Regions from separate parts of the Homo sapiens genome. Here region 1 is linked to region 2. A link is a loop called in an ENCODE intact Hi-C map of the cell type or tissue named here. Cell type or tissue: CD4-positive, alpha-beta T cell. All regions are shown on one strand. Each heading gives the region's core, and the rest is flanking DNA. Links, peaks and the distances in the headings are about the cores only.

What was found. A loop is a pair of places that touch in the nucleus more often than their neighbours do. Peaks named below come from ENCODE experiments on the same cell type or tissue, not always from the same donor. Only the 100,000 strongest peaks of a DNase experiment are listed, where the experiment ranks them.
Region 1: a loop joins it to region 2, with 2.6 times the contacts of the local background. A loop is called at or near these places in 3 of 110 quality-filtered maps.

Annotation. Positions count from the first base shown.
Region 1 is chr1:16,214,400-16,219,765 of GRCh38, forward strand. It overlaps the pseudogene ANO7L1. Among named protein-coding and RNA genes, the nearest start is that of ARHGEF19, 4.4 kb to the left of the region's middle. RefSeq lists silencers at 1,815-1,864, 2,982-3,091, 3,232-3,331 and an enhancer at 1,943-2,639. In CD4-positive, alpha-beta T cell, for the core only: no CTCF peak of the experiment used is centred there; DNase peaks (open chromatin) are centred at 1,972 and 3,122; H3K4me3 peaks cover 1,790 bases; H3K27me3 peaks cover 230 bases.
Region 2 is chr1:15,613,998-15,619,363 of GRCh38, forward strand. It overlaps DDI2 (DDI proteasomal shuttling factor 2), which reads left to right and starts at 3,461. Exons shown (of 10, transcript NM_032341.5): 1 at 3,461-3,811. The coding sequence starts at 3,674. It also overlaps the pseudogene CD24P1. RefSeq lists a silencer at 3,215-3,784. In CD4-positive, alpha-beta T cell, for the core only: no CTCF peak of the experiment used is centred there; a DNase peak (open chromatin) is centred at 3,404; H3K4me3 peaks cover 2,744 bases; H3K27ac peaks cover 2,282 bases.

The DNA of each region.
Region 1 (5,366 bases), core at 236-5,235, 600 kb after region 2:
TACAGTTTAAATCAATTCTAGATTACTTATAACACGTTAATACAGTGTAAGTGCTATGTAAATAGTTGTTATCCTGTAATGTTTTTTATTTGCATTATTTTTTATTGTCATTATTTTTGTTATTTTTTGTTTTTATTTTCATTTTCCATGCATTGTTGGTTGAACCCAAGGATGCAGAACCTGAGGATATGGGGGGCCAACTTAACAAGTTAAGTCATGAGCATTATCCCTTTGAAATCTCTCATCAGTTCTATGAAGTCCCTATTTTACAGATGACATTAAGGTTTGAGAGATTAAATAACTTGTCACACAGCTAATAAGGGGCAGGACTAGTATTGAAACCCAGGTCTGGCCGGGCGTGGTGGCTCACGCCTGTAATCCCAGCACTTTGGGAGGCCAAAGTAGGTGGATCCCCTGAGGTCAGGAGTTCTAGACCAGCCTGGCTAACATGGTGAAACCTGTCTCTACTAAAAACACAAAAATAGTCTGGGCACAGGGGCTCACACCTGTAATCCCAACACTTTGGGAGTCTGAGGCCAGCGGATCACGAGGTCAGGAGTTTGAGACCAGCCTGGCCAACATGGTGAAACTCTGTCTCTACTAAAAATACAAAAATTAGCCGAGCGTGGTGGCGCACACCTGTAATCCCAGCTACTCAGAAGGCTGAGGCAGGAGAATTGCTTGAACCACGGAGGTGGGGAGGCAGAGGTTGCAGTGAGTTGAGGTCACAACACTGCACTCCCGCCTGGGTGACAGAGCGAGACTCCATCTCAAAAAAAAAAAAAAAAAAAGAAAAGAAACCCAGGTCTGTCTGACCCCACCACCAACCTGAGTCCTTCACCACTGCCTGGTACTGCCTCACCAGGCTTTTAGGAGGGTCTCGTGGTGAAAAGTGTGTGAAAGTGTAATCCGGGGTGTCTCGGCTGACCTAACTAAACTCTTATTGGTCTTATTATTCTTACACTACAGGCTCGGAATACACAGCAGAGGTTTCATGGCCCATGCCCTAGTCCCCCAAAGTATTTATTTATTTATTTATTTATTTATTTATTTATTTATTTATGAGATGGAGTTTTGCTCTTGTTGCCCAGGCTGGAGTGCAATGGCGCAATCTCGGCTCACCGTAACCTCCGCCTCCCGGGTTCAAGCAATTCTCTTGCCTCAGCCTCCCGAGTAGCTGGGATTATAGGCATGCGCCACCACGCCCGGCTAGTTTTGTATTTTTAGTAGAGACGGGGTTTCTCCATGTTGGTTTGGCTGGTCTCGAACTCCTGACCTCAGGTGATCCACCCTCTTCGGCCTCCCAAAGTGCTGGGATTACAGGCGTGAGCCACCGCGCCCGGCCCCAAAGTATTTTCCTTAGCTGCCAACCGACAGCCATTAAGTTCAGAGTCATTAGGGTCCCTCTGCTCCCCCATGTTCACTTTGGCTCCCTAGAGCATTGCCACATAGTGAGGAGACACTGCACCGTGTGGGTGGGGACCAGGTGGCCGTGGAGAGGTGGCAGTCTGGGACGCAGAGACAGGTTTATTGTCAGCATTGCACAGAGGCCAGGAGGCAAGAACACGGAAGGGTAGCAGTGCAGGTCTGGAGGTCTCCAGGGAACTCCAATCCTCTCATCCAACTCCCGGACCGGCCTTGGGACACTGCCCAGATGCGTAACTGGAAGCCAGAGGACCCCAATAGGAGGAGCATCCTGGGGAACCTAGGGTCCTGGAAGGGCAGCCCTGCCTCACTCGCCCCTGCGTCCTGGACGCCCCTGCGTCCCTTGTGCGGACATAGAGCACAGCTTGGTCAGGCTGAGCAGGCTGGCACTCCAGAGCAGAGCCCCCAACCCCAGCTTGCAGATAAAGTAGAAAAGGGGGCTTGGCGGGGGCGGAGCTTAATGATGGGCGGGAACAGGCGGAAACTACAGGGAGTCCAGCCAATCCCTCCAATGGATGAGGCCAAATAAGGGGGCGGGGCTAGAGAGTGCTGAACTAGAGAGGGCTGAGCTGAAGCTTGAGGGCAGGCCAAGGGGCGTGGTCATTATGGTCATTATGTTGCGGGTGGGGCCGGGGTCCGCCTGCCTTGCTGACTGAAACAGCGTCTCCCGGTTGTCTGCCACCGCCTGCTTGGCCAGGTAGCGCTCGCGCAGTTATCTTGGTAGCCAGGGCTGGCACATCGGGCACGAGCCGGTCGTTGGGGCACAGGAAGAAGAACACTACATTCTGGGGAGAAGGGGGCCAAAAAGAGAGAATGATTGCCTTAGCGATCTTAACTCATGGAGCGCTTACCCTGAGCCAAACCCTAACCTGAAGGTTTTCCGGATATGAATTCATTTAATCCTCACAACAACTCTATGAGCTGGGGGTAATTTCTACTCCACAAGCGAAGAAACAGAAGCAGAAAGGGGTTGCCATTTGCCCAAAGACATAGAGGTATGATTCGAACCCCTTAACACTAGGAACCACGTCAGGGCAGGGCTTGTAAAAGAGCAAAGCTGGTGGGAGAGTGCTTCCTCTCGTTTCTCCTTTCTCTTGCCAAGAGATAATGTTATTATTATTTGTGATATTAATTCATTGAGCACCTACAACATGCCAGGCACAGTGCAAATGCTTGACACCGAACCTTCATAACGACCCTATGAAGTAGATCCTATTATATAATATATCCCAATTTCCAGCCGGTCGGCGGCAGAGCCTGAACTTGGAACCAAGTCTGTCCAAGACAGATGGCTGAGCCTACCTCGAAGGCGATAATGAAACCCAGATGCACATGCACAGCCAGCAGCTTCCAGTAGAAGAGGGCGAGGTTCACCCCCACGTCGCGAGAGGCCTTGTATCTGGGTTGCGGGGTCTGGAGAGGCTCTCGGATCTCGACTCCGAACCCCGCATTTCCTCCCCTCCTTCTCCCTAGAATCTGGCCCTGCCCGTTCAGCCAGTACCCTAGCCGGCTCCGCGCATTTGTCCGGGGCAGAATCAGCTCACTGCACCCCAGCCAGGCACCACCCCACCCGTCCAGTTTCGGCTCCCGGCTTCCCAGCTAGGCCCCGCCCCTCCCTCCTCAGCACCTGCCCCTCCCAGACAGGCCCCGCCCACCAAAGCTTAGCACCCGCCCTCTCCCAGGCCGGCCTCCCTCACCAAGGCTCAGCGCCGTGCTTCCCAGACAGCCCTGCCCCTCCCGCCTCAGCGTCCCGCCAACCAAGGCTCAGCGCCACGCCCTTCCCAGGAAGGCCTCGCCCACCAAAGCTCAGGGCCCCGCCCCTCCCGCCGCGCCCCTCCTCCCCAGCCTGAAGGGCAGAGTGTGTTTGCTCTGGGCCAGGTGGGCATGGGGCGCGGGTGCCCGCGTGAAATTCACAAATCCGTGCAGCTGGGTGTGGTGTTCGTACTGTTACGGGATATGCGGCAGAAGTCCGAGATGAAGGCGAGACGAAAGCCTGCAGAGCCAGAGGGCCTTCAGGGCCCAACCCCCTAACTCACCCCAACTCGGATCCAGACCCCCTCCCGTGGCAGGATGAGCCTTTGGCCCGGGATCCTAGCCTCCTCTCCCCTATTTCCCAAACTCTGACCCGGATTTCCTTCTCCAGCCCTGTATTTCCCTATTCCTGAACCCCCTTCCCCAGTCTCTGAGCTCCATCTCCCCCGCCCCCTGCCCCTGTATTCCCTTCATCTACCTCACTCCCATTCACGGTGACCTCAAGGTGTACCATGGCCTCCAGCAGGAGCAGTCAGATCCAGATGTCCAGCCGCGCCCAGCCATTGGTCGCTGGTACTTGCACAGGAACTTGTGGGCGTCCAGTCCAATCTCTACCCGGTTGTTGAGCAGAGTGAACAGGGGTGCCAGCAGGAAGGCTCCCACAAAGATGGTGATGAACCCAAACTGCAGCTCTGGCAGGCAGGGAGTGTCAGGCCCGGGGCCACCTCCCCTGTTGTGCCAGGCCCCCAGGGGCCCCACTCATGCCCAGGGCACACGCTGCTGAGCGACTGCTCCTCCATCCCTGGGTATTCATCAAACAGGCCCTGACACTTGATGAGCTCATAGTCCTTCCTTCTCCCAGTGCTGCAGCTCCTGCCCGATCTGGGTGTCCCTCTGCCCTGCCAGCTGCCACTTCTGCCACCAAGCCTTCCGTTTCCTGGAGGCAGGGCAACCAGATAATGGTCATAACAGGGCCTTGTGCTAGGAACTGCCACTTCTATCACCAGCACCCCTTAGAGGCAGGCACCATGATGATTTCCACTGTATTGATGAGGAAACACACCTGGAGAATTTGGCCCAGGCTCCCCAAATTGTAAGTGGTGGAGCCAGTGTTCAAATCCAATCTGTTAGACTCGAGTCCAGTGCTCTCAACTCTGCACTTCCCACATAGTCATTCTTGGTCTCTGAAATATCACTGCCCCCTGAAAAAAATAGTAATAGAAAGCCCTCCATTTGCAAAGCTGTTTCCTGTTGAACGCCTCATAATCCCCTCAACTCTCATGGAGAGGTATTATTGTCTCCATTGTACAGATGACGAAACTGAGGCCCAGAGAGACACAAAGCCACGCAGCTTACAAGAAGCAGGGCTAGGACTTGTGCCCGTATCTTCTGTCCCAGTAAAGGGTTTTTCTGCTCTGCTCTTATAAAAGCCCTCCAAATGGCCTGATTAGGCCCAGCCTTGTCCCCCGTTCTTCCCCCAACACTCACAGCCCAACAAATTCTTCCATGTGGTTGAGCAGCTGTTTGCCCACCATGATGATGATGAGCTGCTGGGTGACCTGAATGTGGCAGCCACCAGGACCGCACTGTTGTTGGCAGACACAGAGCACCTTACTCAGGGCTTTGGGGCTGCATAGGGGTTACCCCACCTCCCTGCTGGTGCAGAGAGTTGGCCACCTGCTCCTCCTACCCACTTTGGAGGCCCCAGAGGCAGATCCTACCCCTGCCAGACCTGAGGTTGTGATGACTACCCCCTAACCCCCCAGAATCAGCAACCCAGGGGTACATAATCACATCCTCACTCGGCATGCTGAGCAAATGTGCCATACTGACCGGGGTATCCCACAAACCTGAGGGCCCCCTGCATCTGTGGGTAATTTGCTCTCCCTCTCTGGAGCCAGGCTGCAGCTAAACTCCATGCTGAGGCTGACCCCCTCTCCCCACTGCTCCTGGTCCTCTGGCCACCCCCTGAATTGACAGCTAACCCTGCTGACAGAGCTGATGGGAGGCCTTGCCTACCCTACTAGGCCCCAGAAGTCTGCTGGGACCATGGCCTGAATCTATGTACTGCTCAACCCATGATCAGCCAATGTGGCATTTATGGCCCAGGAAGATGGGGTCATTGTGCTGGGGAGTGGGCTCTTTTGGTGACCATCCCTCCCATCCCATCAAATGACAATGGCAATTAC
Region 2 (5,366 bases), core at 308-5,307:
CCTGCCTCAGCCTCCTGAGTAGCTGGGATTACAGGCACACACCACCACGTCTGGCTAATTTTTATATTTTTAGTAGAGACGGGGTTTCACCATGTTGGTCAGGCTGGTCTTGAACTCCTGACCTTGTGATCCACCTGCCACCTGCCTCGGCCTCCCAAAGTGCTGGGATTACAGATGTGAGCTACCGCGCCTGGCCTTTTTTTTTTTTTTTTTTTTTTTTGAGACAGAGTTTTGCTCTTGTTGCCCAGGCTGGAGTGCAATGGCGCAATCTCGGCTCACTGCAACCTCTGCCTCCCAGGTTCAACCAATTCTCCTGCCTCAGCCTCCCAAGTAGCTGGGATTACAGGCATCCACCACCATATCTGGGTAATTTTTCTGTACTTTTAGTAGAGACGGGGTTTCACCATGTTGGCCAGGCTGGTCTCAAACTCCTGACCTCAGGTGATCCACCTGCCTCGACCTCTCAATGTGTTGGGATTACAGGCATGAGCCACCACACCTGGCCAGGTTCTCAACCTTTTCTGTATCAGTAAAAGAAGGTGTGAAATTAATAGATTTGATGAAGACCCGCTTTTTTTCTTGCCACATTGGACTCCTAGATGCCATTTGGAATGGGTTTAGAAGACACGGAAGTATAGATGTTTCTTAACAGTAGAAATATAGAAGAGAAAGCAAGACCATGAGGAGACTGGCAGTTGACTGCAGGGCACAGCCAACTGCCTTGGTGGTGGCATTAGCTGGGTTTGGGGCAGACAAGGTACCCTGGGAGGAGTTACTTGAAAACGTTACAATAGTTTGATTTGAATAAATCTGCATAAGTAGGAGCAGTGCCAGAAGCAGCAGCCCCAGCCTGAGCCTGTCCACCATTGCTTTGTCCCCTCCATTGGTGTCTGGCATATATTGCTGGATGCTGGGTGAGAACTGCTGGCTCCAGGTGGACACAGGCGAGACCTAGCCTTAAAAATCACACAAAGTGGCTGGGTGCGATGGCTCACATCTGTAATCCCAGTACTTCGTGAGGCCAAGGTGGGAGGATCACTTGAGGCCAGGATTTGGAGATTAGCCTGGTCAACATAGCAAGGACTCATCCCTATTTTTTTTAACTAAAAATAATGTAAAATCATAATAAAAAGGAAATCAAGCCTGGGCAACATAGCAAGATCTCATCTCTACTAAAAAGAAATTAGCTGCGTGTGGTGGTGCACACCTGTAGTTCCAGCTGCTGGGGAGGTTGAGCTGGAGGGATCACTTGAGCCCTGGAGGTTGAGGCTGCAGTGAGCCATGATCGTGCCACTGCACTCCAGCCTGGGTGACAGAGCCAGACCCTGTCTTGATAAAAAAAAAAAAAAAAAAGGAAATCACATAATGTCACTTATGCCAGAGTTAGTCTGCCGAGCCATGATTCAAAGGGAGGGACATTCACCCCACTTCTTAATGGGAGGGTTATCCAATCATGTTGTAGGAAGAGCATAGACGATGGGAGGCACTGTCATGGTCATCTTTGGAGAACAAAATCTGCCAGACCTGGGAACCTGAGCACCACTAGACCAAATATAACAATTAATCAATGATTCAAGCCTCAACTGATTCCTTGATACCACCACTGGGCAATCCTAGAACATTTCTCAGCTAAACTTGCTTCAATTTGCAATGGTTATTTCAAACATTCACTGTAGAAGGCACTGTGTACATCTTTCCTAATACCCATTCCCAGCCCCCCTTTTCCCTATTTATGTCCTTTAGGCAAAGCTAAATACTTGCGTTCCTAGCCTCTCTTGCATCTATGTGACACAATTCTGTCCAGTGAGATGTAAGCAAAAATGTGCACAGGGACTTCTGGGCAAGCTTTTTCCTTGAATAGGAAAATGATGCGTGCAGTGGAGGCAGCCAGCCATATATTGCAACCCTCAGGAAAAGGTCAAGACAATTACAAAAGTATTGGCCCTGATTTCAGTGAGCCACTCAACCAGTGCTGTTGCTACCTCCAGGCCTTCTCTCCTGTGAGAAAACAAACCCTTGTTTGTTTAAGCCACTGATAGTCAAGCTTTCTGTTGCTCCTAGGGGATATAAGCATTCTCACTCCCCTGTGCCTCTACTTTCTCTTTTTTTTTTTTTTTTTTGAGACAGAGTCTCGCTCTGTCTCCCAGGCTAGAGTGCAGTGACCTGATCTCGGCTCACTACAACCTCCGCCTCCCGCGTTCAAGTGACCCTCCTGCCTCAGCCTCCCGAGTAGCTGGGACTATAGGTGTCCGCCACCATGCCCGGCTAATTTTTGTATTTTTAGTAGAGACGGGGTTTCACCATATTGGCCAAGCTGGTCTCGAACTCCTGACCTTGTGATCCGCCCGCCTTGGCCTCCCAAAGTGCTGGGATTACAGGCGTGAGCCACCGCGCCCAGCTCCTCTAATTTCTCTTTGTAAAAGCCTTCAGCTGCTAATTCTCCCTTTCCTGCCACCAACAGCCTACTTACTACCTACTTACCTGCACCCACAGCCATCTTATTTGCTCCTTCTCTCCTGTTAAAATGGAAAAGGGCTCCCTACCATGGAGGGGGAGTGGGAGTAAATGGAAAGATGCTAATCTGGCATCCATTACAAGTTCATCTTTCAGTTTTGGTTTTCTTACTCATCCGCACCTTAGTTCTGGGCCTCTACCACTCATCAGCTGTGTGCCTTAAAAACAGGCCATTAAAGTAGCAAATATTTATTGAGTAGATTCTAAGCTGTGCCCAAAAAGGCACTGCGCTAGGTGGTAGGAGTTGCTAGGGCTAGGAAACAGACACAGTCCAAGTAGAGAGAAAATTATTTACAAGACAGGGGAATGGAGCCTTGGAGGAACTGACCTATGTGGCTGGGAGGGCAGAGAATGTGGGAAGAGCTCGGAAGAAGGGGCTGGGGAGGTAGGCGTGGGCCACAGCCAACTGGCTTCTGTAGACTAGGGAGGGTAATGATTTTGGTTTCAATCCTAAATCACTAAGACAGGAAGTGAATTACTCTGTCGGAGCCTCAATTTCTACCTCGAAAAATATGTTTTATTACTAACTCCTGTACTAGATTGAGAGTTACGGAGAAGGATTTATCCTTTTATTCATTTCTGCATCGCCAGCGCCCGACACATGGTAGGCGCTTAATCAATGCCTGTTCGGTGAATAAATAAGACCGGGGACTCCTCCACAGACTTCTGTCATTAAGTCAACCAGTCAGCAGAGATTTCCTTCTCCGCGTTCCTTTCCTTCCCTCCCCTTTTCTTGCCCTTCCTCCCTCTCCTCTTCCACGCCCCCTTCCCACTCCTCCCCCTCCTATCCTCTCCTGGCTTCCTCCTCCTCTTCCCGGCCCCGCCCCCCGCTGCGTTGCGAAGGCGGGGAAGGCGAGGCGGGCTTTACGGCAGCCGCGTTGCGGCGGGGCGGGGCGCCGGGCGGCCGGCGCGCTTGGCGGCAGCCGTGGGAGGCAGGCCGGCAGGCAGACGGACTCGCAGGCGTGTGGCGGCGGCCGTGCTTGCTAGTGAGGGCGGGAGGGAGTGACTCACTGAGCGTGTGTGAGGGAGGGAGCGAGCGAGCGAACGAGCAGCCGGCGCCGTCCTCCCGCAGCACCAGCCAGGCCACGCCGCCGCCTCTTCCCCTGCGCCCCGCGCCCAGGCCGGGCCGAGCCGAGCCGAGCCGGGTCGGGCCCGGGCCATGCTGCTCACCGTGTACTGTGTGCGGAGGGACCTCTCCGAGGTGACCTTTTCCCTCCAGGTCGACGCCGACTTCGAGCTGCACAACTTCCGCGCGCTGTGCGAGCTCGAGTCTGGCATCCCCGCAGCCGAGAGCCAGGTACGCCGGGCAGCGAGCCGGGCCTGCCCCGGAGCTAAGCCCTCCCCGCCTCGGGGCCTCACTCCCTCCCTTTGCTACTGGTGAAGAATTGGGGGCTGGGGGGAGCAAGGATAGCCATTCTCAGGTCACCCCCGCATCCGGAAAGGAGCTGGGGAGCTGGCATCAGTAGCTGCCCTCACACACTCCGAGCATGGGGTGGGGTACGAGGAGAGGGAGCGGAGAACCTGACCGCAGACGCACCCACTGCAGCGTGAGGGGCGCGTGGACTGTTGAGCAGCGCTAACCCTCCCCACCTTTGGCTCTTTGGCCCTTCCCTGTTTCTAATCCCGAGTGTAGGATATCGTTGTGGACCTCAGAAGCAGCCCTGGGTTTGCTAGGATTCATACATCCTGCAAACCAGAAATACCAGTTTGGATCACTGTGGTAGATAGATGTTCCTCTGCTTTTTTTTTTTTTTTTTTCTGGAGAGGGTTTCTGCTTAAATATACGCAGTTTACCTTTAAATGCACAGATTTGCACTTCCGGTGAAAGAAAAAGTTTAAGACTTGCACTACCTCATTTTGGGGTCTTTGGAAATGCTCTTTACCCACCACATGCGTTTCTGGTTAAATTCTTTTGAAAAACAGTACCTATTGGTTCAACTCAAGCTGTTTGTTTGTTTCGGTTCTACCCTGGTAGTAAGCCAGAAGGCCCTTTTTCTTTCAGGTCACAGTTCAGAGTTTGGGTCAGTTCAAAGCTCAATGCTTTAAAAGGATATTTGCTTGGAAACGGCCTAGTATCAGTGCTGTTTGGTGGTTTCATTTCCCTACTCAGCTTGCTGGAAAGAAGTTCAGCCTCTCATATTTTAACTAAGCAAAGTAATTCTCAAAATGCTTTGGGGCTGCCCCTAGTCTTTATCAAACAGAATCGGTGACACTAACGCTGTAAACTTTACACTAAAACACTTAGATCATGACTTAATAAATTTAGCCTGGAGGAAATAGTCTAAACATTAAGAAAATTATAGAGGTCTCCCAAGTCTCCATCAAGTAAATCTTGATTTTCTACTGCAGTTATGAAATAGTTTACAAAACGATTGCCCAACTGCAGCTTGTTCTGCTGTCTTATGGTAAACACGTGTCAATACTTTGTTCAGAAGTATGATTCCTTTACACAATGTGAACTTTAGAACCTTGGCATAAAGCTGTTCAGAAAGAATTTAAAAAGTTAATCCACAAAAGCTCAGGAACCAGTTCTGTCAGTGAATGCCTCATGTGGAGAACTAGGAAAGGACTGTTTAAATAGAGAAAATAAACTCTTCAATTTTTTTTCTTTTTTTGTTTTTGTTTTTGAGACGGAGTCTTGCTCTGTCGCCCATGCTGGAGTGCAGTGGTGCGTTCTCGACTCACTGCAACCCCAGTCTCCCGGGTTCAAGCGATTCTCCTGCCTCAGCCTCCTGAGTAACTGGGACTACGGGCGCGCGCCACCACGCCTGGCTAATTTTTGTAATTTTTTTTTAGTAGAGACGGGGTTTCACCATGTTGACCAGGCTGATTTCAAACTCCTGACCTCTAGT